2 separate regions of the Homo sapiens genome follow, and region 2 is linked to region 1. Evidence: chromatin loops called from intact Hi-C (ENCODE). Cell type or tissue: left ventricle myocardium inferior. All regions are shown on one strand. Each heading gives the region's core, and the rest is flanking DNA. Links, peaks and the distances in the headings are about the cores only. Region 1 overlaps CCDC192 (coiled-coil domain containing 192). Region 2 overlaps SLC12A2 (solute carrier family 12 member 2).

Evidence for each region. Peaks named below come from ENCODE experiments on the same cell type or tissue, not always from the same donor. Only the 100,000 strongest peaks of a DNase experiment are listed, where the experiment ranks them.
Region 2: a loop joins it to region 1, with 2.1 times the contacts of the local background. A loop is called at or near these places in 52 of 110 quality-filtered maps.

What each region holds. Positions count from the first base shown.
Region 1 is chr5:127,875,853-127,880,254 of GRCh38, forward strand. All of the region lies in intron 6 of CCDC192 (coiled-coil domain containing 192), which reads left to right. Among named protein-coding and RNA genes, the nearest start is that of CCDC192, 170 kb to the left of the region's middle. RefSeq lists enhancers at 45-94, 105-184. In left ventricle myocardium inferior, for the core only: a CTCF peak has its summit at 2,506 (motif pointing right); a DNase peak (open chromatin) is centred at 2,529; H3K4me3 peaks cover 306 bases; H3K27ac peaks cover 993 bases.
Region 2 is chr5:128,093,083-128,097,484 of GRCh38, forward strand. All of the region lies in intron 1 of SLC12A2 (solute carrier family 12 member 2), which reads left to right. Among named protein-coding and RNA genes, the nearest start is that of SLC12A2, 12 kb to the left of the region's middle. In left ventricle myocardium inferior, for the core only: no CTCF peak of the experiment used is centred there; no DNase peak of the experiment used is centred there.

The sequences.
Region 1 (4,402 bases), core at 308-4,307:
TAAGCGGTTTGCTCGTTAAGGGAAAGTCTGTGAGGCTGAAGAGCTAGACTGAAATAGATCTGAGAAGTGTCACTGCACAAGCTGGGTGGTAGCAGGGGGAGGGCAGGGCGTAAGAAGGAAGGCAGGTGCCTGCAGGGACTGAGCTCTGGAGTGAGACAGAGCTGTCTGAAAGCACAGGCTGACAGACTAGGGCACAGGGAAGAGAACAGAATTTTTTTTTTTTTTTTTTTTTTACCAATAGGCAAATGAACCAGAAACAAGCAGAGAAGGCTGGCTGGAGATGAAATGTGGGTAGTTCAGAAAATTGTTAATAGCCACATTGGTTCTGACTTTTTAAAAAAAGACTTCTCCAGCTAACAAATTATAAACACACCATTAGGCAACAAACAAGCAAACAACAAACAAAAAAACTCCAAATCTCAGACTGTAATTTTAGCAAGAATACTAGTTAACAATTAATACAGTGCTATGGGCCAGGTATTTTGCTAAGCATTCCATGTCTATTTAATTCTAAGAATAACCTCTAAGGTAAGTACATTTAAGAATTCCCTAAGAATAAGCAGAGGCTTAGAGATGTGTGTTACCTTGCCACTGCACAAGCAACACTTGGAGAGTCACCCTCTAGAGCAGCCGCTGACCATACCCTAGTGTGCCTTTCCCAGCTTTGGGAGACTCAGGGCATTCCCTCTGCTATGTCACAGTAATATCAAACTTCACTCCTGCCTGGTGAATCTCTTGCAAAGCTGTGGTTCCTGGGAAAAATGTCTTCCTTTGATGTGTGCCACTCTTGCAAAGCCAGGAACATGCCATCGTTCTTACTCTGGCTTTCTTTATTACTCATGAGTAATTGTGGAAAAAGAGGAGCAATGCAGAATCAAATGGAGGAGGAGGAAGCAGGCGATGTGGTAGTTTCAGAAAGGGAGACACTCCCAGCACCTGACTACATGGTAAAGCTTTTCATGTGAATTTGATATTCATTTTCAATTTCGTATAGTGCTTTCCCAGGATTCAAATGCCATGTAACATTGTGAACTTGAAACAGTTTTTTCTTTCAATGAAACAACATAAAGGCAGTTTGTAAATTTGCTTTTACCACCATGAAACCTAAAAGAATAAAATCCGTCACAGAATATTATCCATTTAAAAGTCCTTATTCTGAGGCATTAGCCAGATTTTCCACTGGTTTCATTAGAAGAAACTGACAATGATTGTAGAGCACATTGGAGAAAGTTCCCCAGCTCGCTTACGAGAAGCTTTCAACTTTTCAATTGCGTTTTAAACCCGGTGCAAAAATATATATATATAATCGCAAGGTCTCTAATTCTTATTAGTTTCATTTTTTTCAATATTATTTACTGTATAATGACAATTTTGTTTCTTGGATATTTTGATAGGGCAAAATTTAAATAATACTGAGGGACTAGAACTCTAATGGCTTGGGATAGGGAAGAAAACATTAAATCTTACCCTTTTTTTGCCCATTATTCTCTTTATTTTTGTGGATTTTTTTTTTAAACTACCTGTATAGAAAAACATGGGTATTTATGAACAGATGCAAATTTAAAATTTAAATAAAGCCAGTCATTGTAAGATCCATTATGGATCAAAACAGTGATTTTCTTTTGGAGCTACATGTTGCTTCTCTTATTTGGTGGGGAAACTAAGTCAGTCGACTGACATCTAGCACTAAGATCCTAAATCAAATATTTGCACATTCTTGCTCTTCCACAGGCCCCTTGCAGCCTCACCCACATTCAATAGTCCGGGAGGTTGTCAAGGCCATTGTTGTCCCAGAATAATATTAACTGGCATTCTCAGAAATCTGGTCACCTTGGCCTCTGAATTCACTTCAGAATAAAGTGTGAAAAGATGTCCAGTAACTTTAATACACAATGACCCCTATTTAATCACAGGACAATGAGGGCTGGCCCACCCCCCCACACACATATTTCTGGACCTAGAACACCACCACTCCCCTGATTATCTTGTAAAATGTTTGTTTTGGGTTCTCAGACCTCTGTTTGCAAATGAAAGATGCTCCAGTCATAACAGCTTAAGGAGAAAGGGTGATTTACCGGCACATGTAAACAAACCAAGAGAGAGCATTGCACTAGCCTTGGAGTAAGATGGATTCCAGTCTAAAGTACCATCAGGAAACACTGTGTCACTCATCTCTGCTTCTCTCTAAAGATGGATTCCAGTCTAAAGTACCATCAGGAAACGGTGTCACTCACCTCTGCTTCTCTCTGCATTGAGACTTGATTCTCTCAGGCTAGACTTCAGAAGAGAATGGAAATATGGCCACAAGCAGCTATGGGCTGCCCTCCTTATCATATAATCTCCAGGGAAGAAAGAAAGCATTTTTCCACTAACTCTAGTTGGAAAGTGCAAGAAAGAACTCAGTCCTAGCTTAGGTTGGGTACCCATCTGTGGATATGAACCAATCTTTGTGGCCAGGGCTGAGGAAATAAGGTTGAACAAACTGTGGTCATGTCCCCACCACTGGGTGGCAGGGTAGAGGGAGTAAATGTGGGGAAGGAGAATGCTCCAGCTGGCAGCTCCTACGAAAAGCACAGAGCTGGATTAGGAGAAATCCACTTTCTTAAAGGAATATCTCATTACTGGAAAGGAGTGATAGGCAAAACCAATATCTCCTAGCCAGGCATGGTGATGCATCCCTGTAATCCCAGCTACTTGGGAGGCTGAGGCATGAGAATTGCTTGAACCTGGGAGGCAGAGGTTGCAGTGAGCTGAGATCGTGCCACTGCACTCCAGTCTTGGTGAAAGAGCAAGACTCTGTCTCAAAAAATAAAATGAAATTGCCTTGGCGATGCGGGCTCTTTTTTGGTTCCATATGAACTTTAAAGTAGTTTTTTCCAATTCTGTGAAGAAAGTCATTGGTAGCTTGATGGGGATGGCATTGAATCTGTAAATTACCTTGGGCAGTATGGCCATTTTCATGATATTGATTCTTCCTACCCATGAGCATGGAATGTTCTTCCATTTGTTTGTATCCTCTTTTATTTCCTTGAGCAGTGGTTTGTAGTTCTCCTTGAAGAGGTCCTTCACATCCCTTGTAAGTAGGATTCCTAGGTATTTTATTCTCTTTGAAGCAATTGTGAATGGGAGTTCACTCATGATTTGGCTCTCTGTTTGTCTGTTGTTGGTGTATAAGAATGCTTGTGATTTTTGTACATTGATTTTGTATCCTGAGACTTTGCTGAAGTTGCTTATCAGCTTAAGGAGATTTTGGGCTGAGACAATGGGGTTTTCTAGAGCAATCCTAAGCCAAAAGAACAAAGCTGGAGGCATCACACTACCTGACTTCAAACTATACTACAAGGCTACAGTAACCAAAACAGCATGGTACTGGTACCAAAACAGAGATATAGATCAATGGAACAGAACAGAGCCCTCAGAAGTAACACCGCATATCTACAACTATCTGATCTTTGACAAACCTGAGAAAAACAAGCAATGGGGAAAGGATTCCCTATTTAATAAATGGTGCTGGGAAAACTGGCTAGCCATATGTAGAAAGCTGAAACTGGATCCCTTCCTTACACCTTATACAAAAATCAATTCAAGATGGATTAAAGACTTAAACATTAGACCTAAAACCATAAAAACCCTAGAAGAAAACCTAGGCATTACCATTCAGGACATAGGCACGGGCAAGGACTTCATGTCTAAAACACCAAAAGCAATGGCAACAAAAGACAAAATTGACAAATGGGATCTAATTAAACTAAAGAGCTTCTGCACAGCAAAAGAAACTACCATCAGAGTGAACAGGCAACCTACAAAATGGGAGAAAATTTTCGCAACCTACTCATCTGACAAAGGGCTAATATCCAGAATCTACAATGAACTCAAACAAATTTACAAGAAAAAAACAAACAACCCCATCAAAAAGTGGGCGAAGGACATGAACAGACACTTCTCAAAAGAAGACATTTATGCAGCCAAAAAACACATGAAAAAATGCTCATCATCACTGGCCATCAGAGAAATGCAAATCAAAACCACAATGAGATACCATCTCACACCAGTTAGAATGGCTATCATTAAAAAGTCAGGAAACAACAGGTGCTGGAGAGGATGTGGAGAAATAGGAACACATTTACACTGTTGGTGGGACTGTAAACTAGTTCAACCATTGTGGAAGTCAGTGTGGCGATTCCTCAGGGATCTAGAACTGGAAATACCATCCCATTACTGGGTATATACCCAGCCATCCCATTACTGGGTATATACCCAAAGGACTATAAATCATGCTGCTATAAAGACACATGCACACGTATGTTTATTGCGGCATTATTCACAATAGCAAAGACTTGGAACCAACCCAAATGTTCAACAATGATAGACTGGATTAAGAAAATGTGGCACATATACACCA
Region 2 (4,402 bases), core at 161-4,160, 220 kb after region 1:
TTAAAGTCACAAGTGATCTCCATTCTTATCACAAATTTCAGGAAGTTTTTGTTTTGTTCTGTTTTGTTTTGTTTTGAGCAGTGTTCAGCTTTCAGGCAGCATTTGGTGTTCTTTTGAAGTGTTTTGGTCACTTCCTTGGCTTCTTAGTTTTCCTTCTGCCTTTCTGACTCTTTCAGCCTCGCATCCTTTGCAGTCGCCTCCTTCTCTAACCTGAACATCCTCAAGGCTTTATTTGGACTTTTCTCCTTCCTTGTTCCTCTTTTTTCTCTCCTTATGCTACATCATCTGTAGTCCAATGACTCCCGAAATTTCGTCTTCTACCCACACTCCTCTGAGTTCTGGGTATCCAATGCTTGCTTGACATTTTTGTTTTATGTCTCAAAGATAACTCAAGCTCACAAACTTAGTATTTCTTCCCATTCCCTCCAGAAACAAGAATCCAGGCCCTCTGCCAGTGTGTGCTATATCTCTCGGAATGGTACCACTATTCATCATACTGCAAAAGTGAGAAACCTATGAGTCATCCTTGACACTTTTCTCTCATTCCCCCATCCAATCACTGAGTTCTGTCAACTTGAATTTCTAAATATTCTTTTCATCTAAGCTGCTACCATCCTATTAGGTTGGTGTAAAAGTAATTGCATTTTTTGACATTGAAAGTAATGCCAAAAACCGCAATGACTTTTGCACCAACAAAGCTGCAGCAATAGCCTTGTAACTGGGCTTCTCATATTCACTGTGCTTTCCCATCACTATTGTGCCCAAAACAAAACTGATCATTGTTGCCCAATGCTCCCTGCATTGTCTATTTCTGGTTTGCCTCTTCTTCAGTGTTTCACTTACTCAGTGGCACAATAATTCTTTGGTCACGTGGCCTTTGTACATGGTACTCTCCATGGACTCTTCCTCTCCCTTCCACCATTCCATACACCCACTGTTAACTTTCAGTTTAAGATTTCACCTCAGTCCTTATTTCTTTTGAGAGGAGGCCTTCATCCTCCAGTCTAGAACAAACTCATTTTCCCTTAATGGCTTTAGTTAGTGGTAGTATATCTATTAACATGGTTGCTTGAGTCAACTTAAGCTAACTTCAAGCTCCATGAGAAGCTGACTTTGTGATTGATCACCATTATGTCCTTTGCTATCTAGTATAGGCCTGACACAGTAGACCCTCAATCGATACATATTGAATAATAGGCCTAATTCTTTACATATTAATGTGGTACAAAAGAATCTTACCTACCTTATATCTGTTGTCTAGATTCTCTAAAGAATGTTTGGCAGAGAAATTGCCCTGTTTTGCGTATGTGGTGTTTAAGACCCAAAAGAACTAAATGACCTGTCCAAAATCATAGACATGCAGAGCTAGCATTGGAAATTGGGGCAGGCATTACTGAGTCTCAGTTGGCATTCATTTCAATATCCTACAGTTTAATACTGCATAAGCTCTTGTTATTTTGGTGACTTTTTTTTTCTTTTTTAAATACTCATGACAAATGTTTTTATATCCATTGAATATAAAATAGAAAAGATTTAGGCTGCAGAGTTCTAGTGTATGGATGTATCTCTTCCTAGTAGAAAAATGTTCAAAAAATTAAGAATAAGAAAGTTTCTTATACATGGAATCTTAGTTTTTTGTATTTCCTCTGCCATCCCCTGTCCATATCTTCCAAAAGTATGATATAAATTTTTAAATGTAATATGGGTTGTACTTTCCAGTAACTCGTAACTTGTGGCTGTTAAATTTAACTTTAAATTAACATTGTGTTAAAAATTCAGTTCTTCAGTTACTTGAGTCACATTTTAAGTACTTAATAACCACATTTGGCTAGTTGTTATCATTGGACAATTGAGATACCAAAGATTTCCATCATCACAGAAAGATATATTAGATAGTGCTGTCAAGGGAGGTGATATCTAAAATAACTCTTTTCCTTCATTCATTCTTTCTTTTCTTAATTCCTTTTCTTCCACATTAGTGACTACTAGTTTAAAGTCATTAGAGAGTCTAATGTTCTTCTAATTTTGCATAGGATCCTTCCTTAAATAAAAGTGTCTGGAACATTAGGTTCTCAATGAAGTGTTTCAATCAGTGGAATCTGTTTTCTTTGTGAGAGTGGAGATTTGGGTCTTTAAAGGCCTGTGAATAATTTAATATTGTATTGTTAGAAATGTTAGTTTCCAAAGCATTCTTAAGTTACATATCTGCATTTGGTCTTCAGTCTCAGGAGTAGGTGGGTTTTTTTAGAAGGTCCTGGAGTAACAGTCTCATTTTGCAAGGCTGTAGTTTGTCTTCAAGATAATACCTGGTAGGGCAGAATCTTTTTGAAACCAGGTCTCGGTATCCCAATTTTTTTCTTTTGGACCAGTGATTCCAAAATTTCTAAAAGAACCACCTGGGGAAAAATGGCTGTTTCCCATTTCCCAAAGAATATGTGCAGTGTTTTGTTTTTATAAACAGGCAAAGTATGTTTTATTCAACCTCTTAGAGCAAGTTTGACCACCTTACAACCTGCGGGCCACATGTGGCCCAGGACAGCTTTGAATGTGGCCCAACACAAATTTGTAAACTTTCTTAAAACATTATGAAATTTTTTTTGCAATTAAAAAAAAAACTCATTAGCTATTATTAATGTTAGTGTATTTTATGTGTGGCCTAAGCCAATTCTTCCAGTATGGCCAAGGGAAGTCAAAAGATTGGATACTCCTGTCTTAGAGTATTTGTGGTTTTTAGAGTTTTCCTGGTGATTCTTAGAGAGGCTGGTTTGAGAATTGGTGACCTAGACCATGTTGAGTCTTTGATTACCATATTGAGAGTACAGTCATTTGTTTTCATTGATGTGCTGATTCTCAATTTTGAAATACCCTGATATTGACAAGTACTATCTATCAAAGTTCTGGCTTTAACTGTTAGATAACTGTATACTGAATTAAATTAAGTTGTCAGTTATTAAACATCTGATAGGTTTCAGTAGTTTTCTGTAGCCTGGGCACAACAACCTTGCAAGCTAGGTAGTTGACAGATGGACAGACTCAGAAGCTAGTATCAACTTGTAAGTGGTAAACACTGGATATTAGGAAAGGTAATAGGTATTAATACCTAATTATTTAGTAGCAGACACTGGATATTAGGAAAGATGAGGTATTAGGAAAAACATCTATGTTTTTACTCATTAAGTATGAACAAAACATGGTTATGTTGCTATTAAGAGTCCTATTCAAATGCTGTAGGGATATCAGACATACAAGTACTAAGTGATAAGTTTGAATCCTGATGAGTTATTGCAGAATAGTTGGGTCTAGATATTAACCTCTTTTTTATAAAACCTAATGGTTTCGGGCATAACTTATCAGACTTGATATTTTAGAAACTAATGTTATGGCAAATAACTCTTTATAGGAAGATTTTTTTCTTTGAAAATTAAAATGTGAATTTGCTTTTTGTTTATTTAATCACCAATTTGAATCTCATTATTTTAGTTTAAAATAAAACCGTCATGAGAATTGTGTACTGAGAGCATTTGCAAATAAGTATTTTAAAAGAGAAATGTTTTCTGGCAAAGCTGGGCAGGACATAGCCTCAGTACTAACTTACCTATAAATTTCTAGAGATTTGCCTAAGGTTGGGTTTAGAGAAAATATTACACTGCCTCTCCTGTATCAATTCCAATTATCAGGCAGATTTGCTGATCAGAAACAAATTTAAGAAAGGTAATTAAGCAAAATAACAGCAATAACAACAAATAGGCATTCATAATAAACGGCTTTGTGGTATCTTGCAGGAACAGAAGATAAGAAAATCATGAAAAGCAGAAACAAAGCTCTCAGAAAATAGCAGTCTGTAATAACCCTTTAGATATAAGAACAGGACCTGAATTTCAATCATTATAACATCTTCATCTAGCATAAATGCTAAGGAAATTAACAATGTTTTAAATCTCAATACAAAAAAAGAGTCAGTGAACTATACAATTTTGGAAAATTTCAGTCTCAAGCCTTCCTAGAATATTAGATTTTAAGAGTCTGAGGATTAACCTTTTTGAAAACCAACACTTTAAAATTTTATTCAAAGAGTTTCATTGTACTTTGCTTATTTCAAATGTTTATTGTTTCATGAGGAAGAGAAAGTAATATAAGTTTGAGAAATAGGGAAGGTAACTTAAATATCTCAAACCCTTAACCTTTTTGCATTTCTGTGCATTTTTAAACTAAAATTTTATGTCCTACTTTCTCTATCTAGCATTAAGTAACATTAGTAAATAATCAGTTTCCAATGCTGCCTATAGAATATTCATATAGTTATAATACTTTAAAGTATATGTACCATAACTTGCCATTTCATGCTCTTTGTATACTTTTTAGTCCATTTACATTTATTGTGATTTGGTTGTAATTAGGCCTG